Regions from separate parts of the Homo sapiens genome. Here all the other regions are linked to region 3. A link is an interaction called in ENCODE POLR2A ChIA-PET data of the cell type or tissue named here. Cell type or tissue: PC-9. All regions are shown on one strand. Region 1 has its middle 13 kb from the start of PRSS2. Region 2 has its middle 46 kb from the start of PRSS58. Region 3 has its middle 99 kb from the start of MIR11400.

Region 1 (2,500 bases), 410 kb after region 3:
ACCCAACGGATCAGCACTCCCGACTCACTGCTTTCCCCTCCGCCCACCAAATTATCCTCTAAAACTCGGATCCTCGAATTCCCGGGGAGACGGCAAGATTTGATTTGAGTAATAGTAAAACTCCAGTCTCCCACACAGTCTGCTCTGGGTGAATTACTCTTTCTCTATGTCAATTCCCCTGTCTTGATAAATCGGTTCTGTCTATACAGCAGGCAAGGTGAACCTATTGGGCAGTTACGATATCTCTCTGAAAACAAGTCACTATTTTTTGTTTGTTTTTGTTTTTGTTTTGTTTTTGAGACAGAGTCTCTCTCTGTCGCCAGGCTGGAGTGCAATGGTGCGATCTCGGCTCACTGCAACCTCCGCCTCCCGGGTTCAAGCTATTCTCCTGCCTCAGCCTCCCAAGTAGCTGGGATTACAGGCAAGCGCCACCACGCCCGGCTAATTTTTTGTATTTTTAGTAGAGACAGGGTTTCACCATGTTAGCCAGGCTGGTCTCGAACTCCTGACCTCAGGTGATCCACCCGCGTCCGCCTCCCAAAGTGCTGGGATTACAGACGTGAGCCACCGCGCCCGGCTTCAGTCACTAACATTTTTACTGACTCTTCTGGCACCATGATTAACCCCGACACGCACTATCGCATGCAATTCTCACAACCCCATGAGGTAGGTATTATTATTGCTCCTAGCTTACAGATAAAGAGACAGAGTTTAAGAGGTTTAGCCACGCTACGGGGCTGCTGGGAGCCCGGCAGTCTGGCCACAGGAGGTCGGTTTCACGGAAGGGCAGGATGTGGCGGCATCTCCTGAATTTAAGGAGTCTTGGGGGCGCGGTGCTTCTCTGTCATTGGGCAACTCATTTTAGCCTCTTGGGGTTTCAGTTCCTCAACTGAGAACAAGGAATTTAGGTTGAAATGAACATGCTGGAAAGCTTTCAAGAATTGCACACGTGAAATGCTCTTTGCGTGTCTCCCGGTCTCCCACCCGCCCCCGACACAGAGGCGCAGGAGTAACCCTGCTCCCTTCCGCGTCCTCGCCCCACCACGAGCTGCGCATTCTTCTCGCCCCCTCAAGTGGCCGAGCTCAGATTGCAGTTACTTAGGTCTAAAAAAATAAGGAAAGGCTGCCCCCTGCTGCCCACATGGATGCATGACCCCAACCTGATACCTGCCTAACTGGTCTTCCTAGCTTTTATGGAAAAAACGCTGCATATGAGCTTGGGCATACCGTCCAGAGAGGCAAAACTGGGACAAACTCCATCGGAATTCTAAAAAACCATGATGCCAAGACAGAGTGGCATTATTATTTATAAGGCCAGTAGGGATGAGGGCCCCCACTAGGTGATTAAAAGACACTAACTTAGAGGATGAATTATTGATAAGTAAACGAGGTGAGTAAGGCAGGAAAACATGCAGAAATAGATCAAAATAAACTGAATATTTCAATTAGGAAAGGTACTGGCAAGAGGCTTTGACACAATCCAATGGATGAAAGCAATCAACTTTTTTTTTTTTTTTTTTTTGACAGAGTCTCACTCTGTCGCCCAGGCTGGAGTGCAGTGACTCAATCTCGGCTCACTGCAACCTCCACCTCATGGGTTCAAGCGATTCTCCTCCCTCAGCCTCCCGAGTAGCTGGGACTACAGGCGCACACCACCATGCCCGGCTAATTTTTTTGTATTTTTAGTAGAGACAGGGTTTCACCGTGTTAGCCAGGATGGTCTCGAACTCCTGACCTCATGATTCGCCCTCCTCGGCCTCCCAAAGTGCTGAGATTACAGGCGTGAGCCACTGCACCTGGCTGCAATCAACTTTTTATGCAGGCATTTGGTAGCATGTTGCGAGGTCCATCACTATTAATGCCGTGAATATACCAAATCCTCTTTTTCTTTCTTCCCTAAGTTCTAAGGGCCATGCCCTGGCACCAAACTTATGGCAGTCCTAGACTACCCTCTGATGTTCACCATGGCTTACCTCTGCCCTGTTCTAGTTGGGGACAAGCTGTGGGTCCCAAGCCTGGCATTGTAACAGAAACGCCCAGGGTAATTTTCTGTTTGTTTATTTAAATAAATAAATAAGTAAACTCAGTCTTGGAGATTTTAACTCAATAGGTCATGAAGACTACTCAGAAATCTACATTTTTCACAGTTGTCCAAGTGATTAAGTCCTCACTGAGCAAATTCAGGACAAGGAAACAACTTCTTACATAAATTCTACATAACTTCATACATAACTTCACACATAAACTTCTTTGGCAAAAAAAATGACTTTGTAAATTAAACAAGTAGGTTTTTAAAGTAGCATATTTTATTTAAAGCCAAATTTTCTTGATTTTTAAAATTAACTTAAGTTTGACTTTCAATAGACAATAGAGCTATATGACTCTAAAATGGAAACAACCCAGTAACGTTGACACTGGGAAATGTAACTTTTACTTCCGCTCTGTTTCTGTCTACTCCACCCATTCTTTCTTTTCTTTTTTTTTTTTTTTTTTTTTTTTT
Region 2 (2,500 bases), 72 kb before region 3:
GGCACGTGATTTTGTTTTCTCATACAACTAGTAATTTACTTGAATGCCGGATATTGTATATAAAAACTATAGAGATAATTTGAGGCTCTGAATGATTTCATCTTCCTCAAATGATTCACTTTTGCTTCTGCTGGGATTGTAGCAGGGGCGGATCACCTTAATTGAGCTGATGAATGAGCTGGATCAGACCTGAGCTTCAGCCTGCATGATGGCTGCTCGCCTTTGCTCTTAGCCATGTAAGTTCCAACTAGATGTCTGAAGTTTAACAGCTAAATCAAATTGTAAATTACATAACATAATATTTGCCCATTGCAAGCATGCAATTCAATGAATTTTGATAAATTTGTGGAGTTGTGCAACAATCACCATGATCCAGCTCTAAAACATTTCATCTTTCCCCACCCGGAAAGTTCCTTCATGCTCATTTTCAGTCAATCCCTGCTTCTACCCCCAGCACCAAGGACTGGGGTCTTTGCCAGGCTCCTCTCCTATTCAGTAGTCACTGAACGTAAATGTTCTCCAGACCAGAAAGGTGGTGGATGCTCCTCAAAGCCTGCTACACTCTCAGTCTTCCCTTTTCTTCTCAGCTACTTAGCCAACGATATAAAACTGGCAAATGACTTAAGGCGAAAGTGGTCTGTTAGATCTCTCCTTTCTCGTTGAGATCCCAATCCCTTAAGTTCTTACTGCCTCAGTAGCTCCAAGTGCCTTCAAACGTTTATTTTTATATTTTGTTAAGTTTTTCTAGTTGTTTTTGGTGGGAGTGTTGTTCTGCAAAAAATCAGTCTATTAACTCTGAAAGCCAGTTTCTATATTTATTAAAGGTGAGGTGCAATGTTTTATGTTTTTATTTTAGGTAGAAGTATCTTGAAGAAAGGAAGGAGTGAACCTCTCTGCCTTCCCTTTTTTTTTTTCTTTTTGAGACAGATTCTCACTCTGTCACCCAGGCTGGAGTGCAGTGGGGCGATCTCAGCTCACTGTAACCTCTGCCTCCGGGGTTCAAGCGATTCTCCTGCCTCAGCCTCCGGAGTAGCTGGGATTACAGGCGTGCACCACCACACCCAGCTAATTTTTGTATTTTTAGTAGAGATGGGGTTTCACCATGTTGGCCAGGATAGTCTTGGCCTCTTGACCTCATGATTCGCCCGCCTCGGCCTCCCAAAGTGTTGGGATTACAGGCATGAGCCTCCATTCCCGGCCAGATTATCTCTATTTCTAAGAGTTCTATTACCCTTCTGCCTTTGGTCCACCATGGGACAGAGTCTTGACACGTTTGACCTTTTACCACAAGGAGGAGCTGTGACTCTACTGAGATTAAGGGAACTCAGAGGAAGGGCAGAGCATTCTCAGGATGGGAGACAGTTAAAAGAAATATTGGGTTTATTTACAACAGGGGAAAATGTGGTCTGCAGAAGCTGTGTTAATGCTGAAATGTGAGAGGATAAATATAGACTATTCATTTGCCTTGCTGTGCAGGTGCTTTTGATCTAGCAAAGAGCCTAGACTGCCAGATTTGTTGCATGTGAACCTGCATGGGATGAGAAAGGGAGAGAATTTGAGCTGGGAAAGAGCAGAGCTCACAAGCAGATGCCAGTGGAGGAACTCTTCCTGAGAGGAATAAGAGAGGCTCTGGATGCTGGGCCTCTTCTCCAGTTCAATCCTGCCATGAAATGACTTCCTGGAACCTGGGCAGTGAGCCTGACAAATCAGGGCTTCCTTGAGGGATCTTGCAAAGAGAGTAATTACCAAGGGAAATCTACCTATCAGACCAAAGAATACCTGGAGCACCATTCTCCTGACTCTAAATGATGAAAAACCTAAGCTAGAAAGGGTTTTTTTTTTTCTTTTTCCTCTTCTGAATGTTCCTCTAAGTTCTTGGAGTGAGGGCTTCTTCGAAGGATAGGAAACCTGTCTCCTGGGTCTGAGCTAATGGTTCTATCAAAACAGCCTCACCAGACTCCCTTCCAGCTTCCAGCTTCAATATCTATCCCTGTCTACCAAGACCCATGGAAGCTAGACTTGTCCAGATATCAAAAGATGATGCCAAACACCTGGAGATGGGAAAGAAGGTGGCGTGGACAGACCTCCAGGATGCACATCTGAAACAGGCTCTTCATTTTGTTTTGACTACAGCCTCCTGTTTCGCCTTTTCAAAAAGCATTTGGAATTTCCCTTACTTCTTGGAAATCCAAAAATACAGCAAAGATACATTTTCTATAGGCTCTAGTTATTCAGTAGGAGGGAGCTTCAGAATATCTCTATACTCTACTATGCATATTCTAGCATGCTGCCCGGAAGTGAAAGTCTAGCCAAACAGTTTAACAGGAAAACCGTTAGCTGTCCTGTGGAGGTTAATTTTGCAGTTTATTTTGGAATGGAACAAAAGAAGGTATTGAAGATAGGAATCTCATTTCTATATGCTAGAATCTAAATTTCTTAACTTTCTGTAGTATGGGCCATTTTCAAATCAGCTAAAGTCCTAAAACCAGACTATGGGAAA
Region 3 (2,500 bases):
TTTCTTTATTTTCATAAGAAAAGCCAAGTTTATAATTAATAGTATCTGAAGTTTGTAAAATGAAAAAGTTAATGCATACTTATATAGAATCCTGGAATATCATTAATCACCATCTTCCCTTCAATGGGACTCCTCTTTCTTAAAATGTAATGAAGATTCTTAGAGACAGTGTCAGTTTTTCATATAATTTCTGCAATATTCTAAGCAATTGTGTCTTCATAGTCAGAATTGATAACCAATGCTATAAAGTATCCTAACTCTAAGGCTGGAATTTGCAAATACTCTTTTGGAGCAAATAAAATTGTGTTGTAGTAATATTCATCCAGTCTCATGATCCTGAAAAAACAAATTATTCAGCATAACCACACTTTCCACAGCCACATTTTTAGAGATTTGATGAGACTGGAACATCATCAAAGATGCTTCTCAGAAATCAACCTAAAAAACTGAAATAAAAATTAGTTAAGCTCAGTAATGGAATCTTATCATCCTTTCTGAGTAAAAGATATTGTGTGTGCAGGAACAGAAAACCAAACACCACATGTTCTCATTCATAAGTGGGAGTTGAACAATGAGAACACATGGACATAGGGAGGGGAACATCACACACCGGGGCCTGTCGGGGGGTTGGGGGAAGGGGAGGGAGAGCATTAGGACAAATCCCTAATGCACGCGGGGCTTAAAGCCTAGATGACAGGTTGATGGGTACAGCAAACCACCGAGGCACATGTATACTTATGTAACAAACCTGCACGTTCTGCACATGTATCCCAGAACTTAAAGTAAAATAAAAAAAAAAAAACCCAAGATATTGTGTGTGTGTGTGTGTGTGTGTGTGTGTGTGTGTGTGTTTGTGTGTGTGTTTGTGTGTGTTTTCTGTGGAGACTCAGCCGCATGGAAATAGTTTCTCAGGGTGGCATTACTAAGAGGTGTTGGGTCATTGGCAGAGCTCCTAGGTACTTCTGGGTAAAGAAAGGAAATATCAGACCCAATTGAATCTGCCTAAGTTATATACAGCTCATAGGGTCGTTTATTTCAAGATTTTTTAAAATTCAGAAATAAATTTGTAAAATTGAAAAATCCTCTTTATAGAATGTGCTATCTAAAATCTGGGAATAATAAATCTAAATATAGGCCAGACGCGGTGGTTTACACCTGTAATCCCAGCACTTTGGGAGGCCGAGGCGGGTGGATCACGAGATCGAGAGATCGAGACCATCCTGGCCAACATGGTGAAACTCCGTCTCTACTAAAAATACAAAAATTAGCTGGGCATGGTGACAGGCACCTGTAGTCCCAGCTGCTCAGGAGGCTGAGGCAGGAGAATGGCTTGAACCCAGGAGGTGGAGGTTGCAGTGAGCTGAGATTGCGCCACTGCACTCCAGCCTGGGTGACAGAGCAAAACAGCGTCTCAAAAAAAAAAAAAAAAAAAAAAAAAAGTCTAAATACAAAGTGTGAAAAGGTGTGGCTCTGATTATTCAAAGGGAGCTCTGGAATGTCGTGTTTCCAGTCTGGATCTGCTTGATATCCTCACACTGTTTCACCCTGTGGCCTGTATAATTCTGGCTCCTCTCTTCCATCTTAGGATACTCATTGCAATGATGTAGCAGCAGTTTATTGTGCAATCAAGATGTGCCCTTTTGTTTTCACTGGCCAAGGGTGAATTTGAAGTTCCACCCTAAGTCAACCCTTCTGGGAAAGCAATAGAGAGTGTGTGTGTGAGAGGGTGTGGGTTGCAGGGGTTGGTGTAGGGGCATCTCTGCTCCTGACTTAGACAATGCTGAGCTCATCAGGTCAGAAGGTGTGAATCCATGAGACTGGAACTTTGGCCACTTGGAGGTGCTGTGGCTCCACAAAGCTGTGGGGAACCCTGGGGAGGGGTGGAGGGTGACCCAGGAGAGGACGGCTGAAGGGAATGCTTGGCTGCGTGCTGGCATCAGGAGGCGGTTGGAATTCAGAGTAGGTCCTGGGACTGCCCAGGGCAAGGTAGGCACACCAGGGACCTCAGTTTGCATCAAGGAGAGAATGTCTTTGCCTCTGCATGGGCAGTGGAGGGTGAAGAGGCTGGGGCAGCAAGGGCTGGGAGTCAGTGCCAAGAAAGTGACAGGGGTTGTCAGAGAAAAATAAGGTGGGATATGGGCATGTGGAGACTGTGTTCCACCTGCCCCACTTTTAATTTCAGGGTTGTGTAGGACAGGAATGGTGCAGGAAGCAGCAGAGCCTGGGGTCTGACAATGGGTAGAGCAGGCAGGGGTGGCCTGCAGGGAGAGTTACTGGGAAAGGCCGGTTTCCCAAGGAAATGCCTGAAACATTCCTGCCCCACTCAGGAAATGACCATGAGGTGGGTGCTGCCAGACAGAGGGGTTCAGGCCCTGCAGAGCTGACAGGCCTTTCCCAGGCACTCCCTGCTGCTTCTACATGTGATCTGCTTTAATGCCCACTGATATCAGGTAGGGTAAATATGATTTTACCTGTTTATACATATGGGGGAAGCAGCTGT

What was found. ChIA-PET counts read pairs that join two places held together with the same protein. Peaks named below come from ENCODE experiments on the same cell type or tissue, not always from the same donor. Only the 100,000 strongest peaks of a DNase experiment are listed, where the experiment ranks them.
Region 1: POLR2A ChIA-PET joins it to region 3 with 22 read pairs; 8 of 35 experiments call an interaction of 5 or more read pairs at or near these places.
Region 2: POLR2A ChIA-PET joins it to region 3 with 31 read pairs; 3 of 35 experiments call an interaction of 5 or more read pairs at or near these places.

Annotation. Positions count from the first base shown.
Region 1 is chr7:142,782,373-142,784,872 of GRCh38, forward strand. It overlaps TRB. Among named protein-coding and RNA genes, the nearest start is that of PRSS2, 13 kb to the left of the region's middle. In PC-9, a CTCF peak has its summit at 1,114 (motif pointing left); a DNase peak (open chromatin) is centred at 1,149; H3K4me3 peaks cover 568 bases.
Region 2 is chr7:142,302,473-142,304,972 of GRCh38, forward strand. It overlaps TRB. Among named protein-coding and RNA genes, the nearest start is that of PRSS58, 46 kb to the left of the region's middle. In PC-9, CTCF peaks have their summits at 1,268 (motif pointing right) and 1,473; a DNase peak (open chromatin) is centred at 1,299.
Region 3 is chr7:142,374,249-142,376,748 of GRCh38, forward strand. It overlaps TRB. Among named protein-coding and RNA genes, the nearest start is that of MIR11400, 99 kb to the right of the region's middle. In PC-9, CTCF peaks have their summits at 1,833 (motif pointing right) and 2,038; a DNase peak (open chromatin) is centred at 1,553; H3K4me3 peaks cover 497 bases; H3K27ac peaks cover 2,500 bases.